Regions from separate parts of the Mus musculus genome. Here region 1 is linked to region 2. The links are chromatin contacts, found by Hi-C or POLR2A ChIA-PET in ENCODE. All regions are on one chromosome and are shown on one strand. Each heading gives the region's core, a stretch centred on a gene start or an enhancer-like site at or near the end of the contact. The rest is flanking DNA. Distances are from core to core; before and after follow the strand shown.

Region 1 (5,898 bases), core at 545-3,044, 44 kb before region 2:
TGGGGATTAGAACTCAGGTCCTCAGGCTTGCATGGCAAGCACTTTTACTTATGGAGTCATGGCAACAAATGGCAGAATCAGGAAGCTGAGAGCTCCTGTCTTCAAATGCAAGCACAAAGCAGAGAAAAAGAGCTGGAAGTGGGGTGATGCTATACAATCTCAAAGCCTACTGTCTGAGTTAGAGTTTTACCGCTGAGAACAGACACCATGACCTAGGCAACTCTTGTAAGGACAACATTTAATTGGAGCTGGCTTACAGGTTCAGAGGTTCAGTCCATTATCATCAAAGCAGGAGCATAGCAGTGTGCAAGCAGGCATGGGACAGGAGGAGCTGAGGGTTCTACATCTTGTTCTGAAAACAAATAGAAGACTGGCTTCCAGGGAGCTAAAAGGGTCTCATTGCCCACCCACACAGTGACACACTTCCTCCAACAAGGCCATACCTATAGTCCAACAAGGCCACACCTCCTAATAGTGCCCCTTCCTGGGCTAAGCATATTCAAGCCACCACAGCTGCTCCAGCACAACTGCACCACCTGAATCTCTCCAAACAGCGCCACCAACTGGGAACCAAGTGTTTACACACCAGAGCCTACGGGAGACATTTTTATTCAAACCACCACAGCTGGGATCTCTCTTTGTTGTCTAGTTTAACTTTTCAAAAGTTTTGAAATGCAAAATCAAGCAAATATACACATGCATTCTTTTTACTGTTTTCCTTTTCAGAAAGATCTTAAATATACGCCCCAGAGATAATTGCTTATACCGTTGTAGAAATCATTCAAGTTTTTGGCTTATTTGCCTCTCCCACTCCCACTAAGCCTCAGGTATCTTAGGCTTGCTTTGAACTTGCTGTGACATCAAAGATGGCCTTTGCCTCCTGAATCCTTGCACCTCCCCGTTCTGAGGCCTGGGATTATAGATCTGTGGTCTTATGCCCAGAGCTTTCTTGTGTCCTGTAAAGTTGCATGCTTATTTATAAACAGCCAATTGATTATTCATCTCAACAGCACAAGTATATGTGTGTGTGTGCGTTTGTGTGTGTGTGTGTGTGATGGATGGATGGATGGATTTTTATATAAGGTCTCACTGTGATTCACTGACTGGTCTGGAACTCATTCTCTAGAACAAGTTGCCCAGGTGTTTACAGAGATCCCCCTGCCTCTGCCTTCTGAGTTCTTGGATTAAAGGCATGTGCCATCACACTCAGCAAGAGGGAACATTTTAAGATGTGCTCTACTGAGTCTACTTGTAGGACTGAGAATAACGATTCAAGAGCAGCTCCACCGCACTGGCAATTCACCTCATACCAACCATTTATAATCTTGGGTTTGTTACTCCACCAGTAAAAAAAAAAAAAAAGAAGGTATGTCATGAAAAAAGTGGGACTGCTAAATGATGACAGCGGATCGTGGAGAGGCCCTCAACTAAAACTGGTCGGATGGGAGTGATCGAAAACGGTGAAAACACAGTATTTCCTGAGCATGTGTAGAACCGGGAAACAACGGCTCTACAACTCTCATAGCCCTGGAAGGGAAGACTCTGGGTGCAGGAAGCTTGGGTAGAGTCAGAGTAGAAGAGGGTAGCTGAGTGTCCGGGAAGCTGAGTGTTCAGAAAATGCTTTTGGGATAAAGGAAGCTTGTTCCCACTCTGACCACTCCTACTTCACTCCCTAGGCAGGGTCTGAGATTCCCAGAGGCCCTGCAGTTAGTAAGGCCAAAAAAATCCATTTCACCAGCCCAAGAATATAAGGGCGGGACAAGGGGTGTGTCTATTCCAGGAGGGGGCGGGGCGTCGGCGGTGGCGCCAAATCGCGAACATGGCGCCGGAGCGGCTGCGGAGCCGCACGGTCTCAGCTTTCAAGCTGCGGGGCTTGCTGCTCAGGAGGTGAGTCTCGAGGTAACCTGACCCGCCGCAATGCCCTATCTAGAACATTCTGTCATAAGAGGCGATGTCTCTCCGGTGCATTTGAGGCTGCAGAGCCTACCTGGGTTTCCGCGATCCTGGCGCCGGGTGCGAATGTTACTTCCAGGCTGGGCGGAGCTGCGCGCTGACGCCGAACTGAGCGGGGAAGTTGGGGGCGTGCTGGCTTCTGATCAACGGAGGTCCCCGCCTCTGCAGAATGGGAATCATTACAGTGTTACTTCTGGAAGTTACAGAGAGACGTGTCAGAGAAGGAGAGACATGGGTGAATCCATATGCGTGTCTGTTGGCGATTTATATTGTAGAGTATGAGTCTTCCAAACCCGTCTCTGTGTGGAATTTTCATTATTGCCTGGAGAAGTAAAATTTGGATAGATTTTAAACGTGTTTTTAGTTTGGCTTTTTTAGATTTCCTAGTTTACAATTTGCCCCCAAAGGAGGTTTTCCTGGCTGTAGTGTGTCTTTTCAGTCTTTAAAAATGAACATATCCAAGAAATCTCATATTACAATTTACATTTTATAATACACTTTCCGTTTAAGTACCTGCTGAGATCCGTATAGCTTTCTGAGTCAGAGTGTGAATGTTTTGTTTTCGTAACTGTGAACTTTATGAACCTTTTAGCTTTACGTTTTGCCCAGGAGTGTCCAAGGGTCAACCTGGGTCTACCCAGGGAGAAAGTGATGAATTTAATTTGGTTAATTCCTGACATTTGGAGAGAGGATTAATTGAGCAATAGCTTTTCCTTTCCTTTCCCTTAAAATGTACTATTATAAAGCTGTTGGAAGCTCATTAATTGATTCATTGAGATATACACTCAAGTCTTTTAGCCTCAAAGCACCGTGTGTGGAATTAAACGCCATGGGACTTTTCCTGTGGGAAGACAGTGTGTTATCTAGTGCTGTGTAGTAGATTACCCTCTGATTTAGAGACTCAATGGCACTCATGCCTGCATTCACTGTGGGCCAGCTATCCAGCACAACTTTAATCCCAGCACTCTGGAGGCAGAGGCAGGTGAATCTCTGTGAGTTCCAGGACAGCCAGGGCTATGCAGAGAAACTCTGTCTAGAAAATCAAACAAAAACTTAACTCAGAGTTTCGGCTTTGAGTCTCATACACTCCAGTCAGGACAGGGTCATCTCACATGTCCAGTGTACCCATCTCATTTAGATTTTTTTAAAAACGATTTATTTATTATTATATCTAAGTACACTGTAGTTGTCTTCAGACACACCAGAAGAGGGCATCAGATCTCATTGCGGATGGCTGTTAGCCACCATGTGGTTGCTGGGATTTGAACTCAGGACCTTCAGAAGAGCAGTCTGTGCTCTTAGCCACTGAGCCATCTCTCCAGCCCAATTTAGATTTTTTTTAAAAAGGTGTTTTACCAAGACCTGCTGCAGGGGTTTGTTGTTATTTTACCTGTTCACTTATTTTTTTAATGAACTGTTTCAAGCCTTGATACTTTAGAGGGCTACTTGAGGTTTTAGAGGGAGATATGAGTTTTCTGTTATGTTAGCTTTTTATAAAGCTTGAGTTGTATAAGATTTAAGTAAAAGTTTCCCCCTACCCCACCCTCCGCCCCCGAGAAATTCTTGGTCTCATCTTTTCTTTCTGTCACTAGTGAAGCCACCAAGTATCTGACTGAAGCTCTCCAGTCTGTCACTGAATTGGAGCTAGAGGAGAACCTAGGAAAGATCATCGATGCAGTTGAAAAGCAGCCCTGTAAGTAACATTTCCTGATGATGCTTAAATTGTTATAGCTTTGTGTCCTCTGATTTACATTTAAAAGGATACCGAGGCTCCATTATTAGCACAGTGCAGAGTTCCGAGAGTCGCACAGTAGTGTCTTTTCCCAAAGGGTTGGTTCAGTTGGGACCTCAGGATATCCTGGTCCTTGGTTCCCAGGCTCCTGCCTGGACAGGTGGAGTTACCGCCGCATCTTTTCTATACTTAACTGTTGCACTTGATCTTGCCCTTTAAAGAGTTATGTTGCTGTTCTTGTATATGATTACTGTTATTGCTATTGTTATTTTGCATGTGTGTATACACGTGTGCTCTGTGTCCGTATGTGGAGGTCAGAGGACAGCTTTGCAGCAGGTTCTCTCCTTCTACCATGTGGGTCTGAAGACCAAGCTCGTGTCACCAGAATTCTGTGGCAAGTGCTTTCACCGGCTGAGCTGTGCCATTGGCCCTGATCTGATCCCTCATGGTGTCTTGTTTTGCTCTCTAAACCTGTGACTGTCTTATCAAGTTAGATAGTCTTAAGTGTTTGAGGGAATAAGAGGAAAGTAAGAAGGCCTAAATCTCCTGCTCTGCCAGTTAAATTCTTCATCAGCTACCACCACAGGCACTGCCTAACAAGGAGAAGCGAACCAATGTTTCTACCGCCAACAGAATAGGAGTTTTAGCCCAATCTGACATGTGGGATGGATGCTAGCTAGCATCTTCAGTGATGTTAAAATTCATGTGGTCCGGGCTGTTGAGATGGCTCAGTGGGTAAGAGCATTGACTGCTTTTCCGGTCCTGAGTTCAAATCCCAGCAAACACATGGTGGCTCCCAACCATCTGTAATGAGATCTGACGCCCTCTTTTGGTGTGTCAGAAGTCAGCTACAGTGTACTTATATATAATAATAAATGAAGCTTTGGGCCAGAGCAAGCAGGGACTGAGCGAGCAGAGTTGACCGGAGCAAGCAGATGTCCTAAAAATTAAATCTCCAACAACCACATGAAGGCTCACAGTCATCTGTACAGCTACAGTGTACTCATATACATAAAATAAATAAATCTTTAAAAAAAATTCATGTGGTCCATGATACAGAGGAGAACTAGTTCTCCATTCACTTGTAAAGGTGGGATTTTACACACACTCTTTATAAATTCCTTTACAATGAACATTTAGGAAATCATGATTATTATTAATTATCGTATATTAATTTCAAATGGCATATTTTGCCTGAAGACAGTGACTAAGGCTACACCACACCTGAGTTTGTGTTGCTTTCTAGCCTGTTTAGCTGTGTTCTTAGGCTGATACTCAAAAGTTGCTCTCCCTATCAATAAGAACTGCGTATATTGCTGGTGTGGTAGCCTACCCTAATTTTGGCACCGGGGAGGCAGAGGCGGCAGATCTCTGAGTTTGAGACTAACCTGGTCTACATAGTGCGTTCCGGGCCAGCCAGGGCTCCACATTGAGACCATCTCAATAAACCGAAAACAAACACGCAGAAAAAGCAGGCATATTGATCTGAGTGCTATGAAGCACCTGACTAATGGAATAAAGTTTGTAAAGACGGTGTGGTACATTTACCAAGTCTGCAGCGAAAGAAAGCTGTCATTTATATGTTCTTTCTACCGTTACAGTGAATCACAGTGGTTTCCAGTAAGTTACATTCCTCCAACCTCACTGAAGCTAACCAAGTTTATGTCACTAAATAATCTTTAGAAAGCAGAGACTCATTATTCTATATTAAGGTATTATGACTGTATTTGACAATGGGAAAATAAGGTATTGACACATGGCCTTTATGATTTTTCTGACCTAATAGTTTCTGTATACAGAAACTATTTTCAGATCAGATCAGGGCCAGTGACATAGCTCAGCAGGTGAAAGCACTTGCCACAGAATTCTGGTGACACGAGTTTGATCTTCAGGCCCACATGGTAGAAGGAGAGAACCTGTTTAACCTAAAGCTGAAAATCCAGAGTCAGAAATGCTCCCAAATCTTGGGTGTCAAAGAGCGTCCCACGTAGAAAACGCCTCGCCTGACCTCGTATGACGGGTCACAGTGTTGCAGACAAGTCCTTCCTGAAGGCTGTGTGGGGGGTACATAAATCATAAAAAAGCCAGGCGTTCGGCGAGCGTTTGCACTTCTGTCACTCGGGAGGCCAGCCTGAACTATATACGGAGACCCTGTTTAAAAAGCCCATCAAAAGGCACAGAAAAGACTTTCCTGGAGCTGGAGAGGTGGCTCG
Region 2 (5,873 bases), core at 204-2,703:
GGTCAAGGCTAGCCCCATGTTGTGCTCTGTCGATTTCCAAGTTTTCACATCTACTTTGTCAGCAATGCCATAGAAACTCCGAATGGTGGTGTAGGTCCCTAGAGAGAGGACGTCACACCCAGGACACTCCTGCTGCTTCAGTTTCCACATCTTTTTGAAGACATGGTAAAAGTCTGGGGCTAAGTAGTGGTCCTCTTCCAGGAAGAGTATAAGGCCAGTGTAATCTTGAAGAACTTTGACTCTTTCCCATACAAAATGCAGCTTCCACCACCAATGGTGTTTGGTTTGTGAGAACTTGGCCTCTCTGTAATGGCCGAAGGAGTCAGGGTATTCGGCATTGATGCACCCCAACTTCAGAGCTGCATTCTTCTTTAGGTCTCTGGGGCAATCTCTAGGGTCACTACCCGGAAACTCATTCGGGTACAGCTGAATGCTGAACGGAAAGAACACTTGCAGAACCGGGCAGAAATCCACCCTGGAGATCAGACTGTTGATCTCTGCGGACCAGAAGTCATGGCTAAAGATGACTAGGACTTCCTGAATACCCTGGGCTTTGCGAAGCGAGTCTATCAGCAACCTGAGGTATTCCGGCCTGTTATGCACCTGGACCACCAGCACCAGCTCCCCGGGGCTCCAGGTGCCGTCATTACCGACGTTCCTCAGCATCTGATCGAAGTTCAACTGGTACACCAGGGACCGGTACCGCAGCGTTAGGTTGTCCACCTCCGGCCGCGGGACCGCGGGAACCAGAGGAGCGGCCGATTCGTTTGAGACCCTGCGGATGCCTACGGACACAGCAAGGTGGCCCGCACCCCGTACGGGCTCCGCGTCCAGCAGCGGCGGGCCAAGGGCGTCGCTCTTCCTTTGTCGCCCATTGCTACTCCAGAGGACGAAGCCGCAGGCGGCCACCACGAGCGTCAGGATTAGCACCTTCCGTTTGTAGATGCGGAACCTCATGGTCTCCAGGGCCCGGAGCGCGGGCGCGGAAAAGAAGCTGGCGGCCTCTGCACGGAAGGGGCGGGCGGGCGGCGCCGTCGCCTTGGCCTGCAGCCCTAGGAACTGGCCCCCGCGGCGGCCCTCGCTAACTCATCCCGGGCTCCGGCGTCCTGGGGCCCGAAGGCTCTCAACTGCCTCGCGCCGCCCGGGCTCCGCGCATCCTCTCTGGCAGTTGCAGCTCCGGCAGCCGCCCCGCCGCTACGAGCCGCGGCTCAACGTCGCCTCGGTCCTCTCCATTCAGCACCCGGGGGTCCCGGAAGAAGCCCCGCCGCGGTCGCCGACACCGTGATTCCTTTACCTGCGCTGCCCGTGGCTCTGCGTCCTCTGCGCGCTCATCCTTGCTCGCACGGCGGAACGGCGACACCGAACGCCGCAGCCTCGCCCCGCTCCGGCAGCGACCGCTCTGACAAGCCGCGACTGGCCTGCGAGCGCCCGGGCCCTCCGGCCCACACCCTCCGCCCCGCCCCGCCCCGCCGGGCGCTGATTGGCGCTTCTCAGAAGCCTCCGGAGGAGGCCGCTGCTTATTGGTTCGCATTCCCGTCGCTCAGGTTCAGTTCCGACTTCCGCTCTGTTCGTCCCTTTCCTGTTCGGCGCGTGCGGTTGAGTCGGGGATCGCGGCGGCCGGTCTCTCGGTAAGTCTGGAGCAGAGCGGTAGCTGCTTCCTTGGGGACCGCGGTCGCCTGGAAGCCGGAGCCGACCTAGCTCTTTGAGGCGTCGGAAAGGGGCAGGTGCTGCCCGCCGCGGCTTGAGGTCAGCCCGCGGCTCTCTCGGAAGAGACCGCTCCAGCATGGCGGCTCCCGGGCGGCGAGGCGTGCTGGCTGCTAACGACACGTCAGCCTTCGGGCCCGCTGGAGAGTGACGGTGCTTTAGAGGGGGTGAAGCCAAAACAGACTGACGTGGCTGGGGGGAAGGAACGAGCCCGGTTGTTGCAGAAACGACTATATTTCGTTGTAAGCCATTCGTAGCTAGAAAACGGAGGGAATTGCTGTGGGGTAGTCCGAGCAAAACTTCTCTACCCGGACGCCACTGCGTTGTCCTTGCAGTGAGACCTAAGAAATTGGACGCTGGTTTGGGGAGAACTGTAATGGCCACTCCAAGTGTCAGTTCCTTTGGACGCTAAGGCAGACCTCAACTAGCAATCCTCTGCCTCAGCCTCCCAGGACACACTCCATCAGGTCTGAGTTTTTAACTGTTAATGCCTCGTTTTAGTTTAAAAAAACAAAAAACAGTTTTTCTATAGGCTTGAAGTGGTAAGGATTGAACCCCGGTGTTTAAGCCAGTGCTCATCCACTCAGCTGCGTGTTGGCCTTTTATTCACGTGGGAAATGAGTACTTGGTGGGTTCACAAATTTTCGAACATTACTGTTTTTTTTTTATATGTTCCTACAAATTATACCTGTTTAAAACTTTCGAGTTTGAAGATCTTTAATGTCTGAAACTTTCTTACAGTTCTCATCGCAGACACTTCTACTGCAAACATGGTCAACGTACCAAAAACCCGAAGGACTTTCTGTAAGAAATGTGGCAAGCATCAGCCTCACAAAGTGACCCAGTATAAGAAGGGCAAGGATTCCCTGTATGCCCAAGGAAAGCGGCGCTACGATCGCAAGCAGAGTGGCTACGGTGGGCAGACAAAGCCAATCTTTCGAAAGAAGGCCAAAACCACAAAGAAGATTGTGCTCAGGCTTGAGTGTGTTGAGCCCAACTGCAGATCCAAGAGGATGCTGGCCATTAAGAGATGCAAGCATTTTGAACTGGGAGGCGACAAGAAGAGGAAGGGCCAAGTGATCCAGTTCTAAAACTTGTGTTCTCTGAGAGGAAAATACTGAAGCAGTAGAGAAATGACCTGCTAGAGAATAAAGTTACTGTTAATGATACCAAGCCTTGTGTTTTGATTCTCAGTAGGATTGCATATTTAGGGGGTTTTGTTTTCAAACATAATTTGAGTCTGGGTCTACCTCTGCCTCCTAAATACTAGAAGTACAGAATTGCACCATATCCTATTTCTAAGGTGCTGTGTTGGGTTGAACCCAGTGCTTTCTGCATGCTAGGCAAAGTGTGTACTAAGTGCCCTACAAGAAGTCATACAGATAAGCAGTAGCTACAGAATAATGGGCACAGAACATATGTGATGGTCATAGAATTCATTCCCCAGATCTGCTGACAAAGGTTTCATCCTTCCACTCAGAATGGCTTGGAGACTAACATTAAATTGGTCACTTGATTAGGTATTTTCAATTTATATGAAAATTATTATTTAATAATTGTTCATTATATTTTCAGACTTGTTGATGTTGGCTAATTTACCATGGACAGTGATACATGTTTGGTAACTCATTCAAAAAAATTCCATAAAAGGGAGGAGGGGAATAAAATTTGAATTTAAATGACTCATTGGTGGGTGGGGTAAAGAATAATTAAGACTGGAGAGATGGCTTATTAACCCTGGCTGTCTTTTTTTTTTTTTTTAATCTTACACGTGAATTGACTCTTTGCCTAGAAGTGTACATGTGTGAGGGTATCAGGTCTAGAACTGGCGTTAGTTGTGAGCTGCCACGTGGGTGCTCCAATTAAACCTGGGTCCTCTGGAAGAACAGCCAGTGCTCCTTACCAGATAAGCCATTTCTACAGCCCATGGCTGCTCTTTTTGCAAAACATCCCCAGCATCTACGTGGCTTCCAATTGTCTGTAAGTATAATTACAGGGGATCTAACATGTTTATCTAAAACTCCTATGTAGAAAGTTTACTCCTATGTAAAGATAATTAAGAAAGCAAGCTTTTTCATTGGTGGTACTGCTAGGAGTCAAACTTAGGGTCCTGTATATACTAGGGAAGTCCTGTTACAGACCTATACCATCATTATCTAGTTAAGAAATAAAATTTTGGGGAGACAGGGTTTCTAGCTTTGGCTGTCCTGGAAGTATGTAGACCAGACTGGCCTCAAATTCAGAGATTAACCTCCCTCTGCCTCCTTTAAGGTAGACCACTATGTCTTACCCCTTGAATAAAGTTCTAATAAAAGTGTTCTAATGCTGCTGGGCAGTGGTGGCATACACCTTTAATCCCAGCACTTGGGAGACAGATGCAGGAGTTCAAGGCCAGCCTAGTCTAGAAAGTAAGTTCCAGGAACTAAATGCTATACAGAGAAGCCTTGTCCTGAAAAACCAGAAAAAAAAAAAAGTGTTCTAATGCTTAATACCAATGTTTGAATCTTTAAAAAAGGAAAAAAGTTGGAAATGATAAAGTTGTAGTAAAATGAATTATAGGTGAAATCTGGTTCTCCTTTCCAGGCTGAACAGCCACACGCTAACACCTCTGTTCCTCCAAACCTATTCACTCTCAGACCTGGAACTCATCATGCAAAACAGGCAAGCCTCCAACTCAGAGACCCGCCTGCCTCTGCCTCCCAAATGCTAGAATTAAATGTGCATCACACCATGACTTTATGGTTTGGGGGAGGGGGGTAGAATATTTAGTGACAAATACTCCTTCCCCCTAGATCCTCAACACAATCAGTACAGGGTCTCTCTGTGTAGCCCTGGCTGTCCTGGAACTCACTTTGTAGACCAGGCTGGCCTTGAACTCAGAAATCCGCCTACCCCTGCATCCTGAGTGCTGGGATTAAAGGTGTGCACCACCATGCCAGGCTACTTCACTTTCATGACATGTGTAACAACTGTAAATTTGGGAACTTAGAATTTACAAGATAAACACTGCATGTCCTGATGTGGACACACCACACAAAATATGTAATAAACATGAGAAATATGAACACCTTATAAAAATTATACACATATTTAGAAGTAAAACCTAAGAGTTCTAAGGGAAAATGGGAAGTTTAAACAAAGTCCCTGCTTGGTCTGGCCTTCAGTTTCTCTACGTTCTTCAGTAGAAAGCCACTAGTCCTGATACGGACAAAACTCAGTCACTACCTTAAACCACAAGGACACATCACACATCAAAACAGAAGCACAATGGAGCTTAACACTGTTCATAACATGGAACATTTAAGATAATTCAATAAAGCCAAAAAAAAAAAAAAAAAATCCGCCTGCCTCTGCCTCTCAAGTGCTGGGATTAAAGGCAAGAAGAGTTGGATTTTTGAAAGATTTCAGAATTTTGAATGGAGACCAGAAGAGGGATTGAATCTCTTAAGAGCTAGCGTTACAGGCATTTTTAAGCTGCCCAAGAAAGGTGCTGCAAGCTGAACTCGGGTCCTCCAGAAGAGCAACATTAGCTCCTAACCACTAAGCTCTTTCTGGCCTTTTTAACATTAGAAATGATTTTAAACATGAGTATGGATGTTTGCCTGAATGTATTTCTGTGCATCAGAAGAGGGTTTCAGATTCCCTGGGACTGCAGTTATGAGCTACCATGTGGGTGCTGGGAATTGGGGGTCCACTGCAAGAGCATCCAGTACTCTTATATATATTTTTAAAAAGTTATTCTGTGTGCAACTTGTAAGAATCTGCTCTCTCCTACTGAGTGCCAACAATTGTACTTAGATGTCACGCTTTGCAAGGACCTTTACCTCTGAGCCCAAGAACCTTCTTTTCATCTGTGTGATTAGGACGAGTATCTAGTTTGATTTAAGATGTAGCCTGGTGTGGCAGATCTCTGCAGAGAAACTCGTCTCGAAAAAGCATCAACAGCAAACCCCAAAGTGGTGTGAGGCAGTGGGCTATGCACATACAGCCTGGTCCCCGGTGACCCGATGGGTGGTGACTTCCTGCATGGGACAGCGGGTGTTCGGCTACGTATCCTGGGTCCCTGGCTCCTGTCATGTAGCCTCCCACAGCCCCCAACCCCCAGAGGTATGTGGCCACATAGGAGCAGCACCAAGCCCCCCCCCCACATGCAAATAAGGTTTCCCCAA

The links. A loop is a pair of places that touch in the nucleus more often than their neighbours do. ChIA-PET counts read pairs that join two places held with the same protein, here RNA polymerase II (POLR2A).
Region 1: a map of heart shows a loop between it and region 2 (1.9-fold over the local background). The contact joins the promoter of Pole2 here to the promoter of Mgat2 in region 2. A Hi-C loop is called at or near these places in 1 of 37 maps with a recorded cell type or tissue (heart). POLR2A ChIA-PET finds 5 or more read pairs at or near these places in 2 of 5 experiments (Patski and embryonic stem cell).

What each region holds. Positions count from the first base shown.
Region 1 is chr12:69,224,086-69,229,983 of GRCm38, reverse strand. Pole2 (polymerase (DNA directed), epsilon 2 (p59 subunit)) reads left to right here and starts at 1,794. Exons shown (of 19, transcript NM_011133.2): 1 at 1,794-1,887; 2 at 3,546-3,646. The coding sequence starts at 1,820. It also overlaps a transcript of Klhdc1 not described here.
Region 2 is chr12:69,179,738-69,185,610 of GRCm38, reverse strand. It overlaps Mgat2 (mannoside acetylglucosaminyltransferase 2), which reads right to left and starts at 1,453. Exons shown (of 1, transcript NM_146035.2): 1 at 1-1,453. The coding sequence starts at 957. Rpl36al (ribosomal protein L36A-like) reads left to right here and starts at 1,544. Exons shown (of 2, transcript NM_025589.4): 1 at 1,544-1,628; 2 at 2,446-2,877. The coding sequence starts at 2,475. The coding sequence ends at 2,795.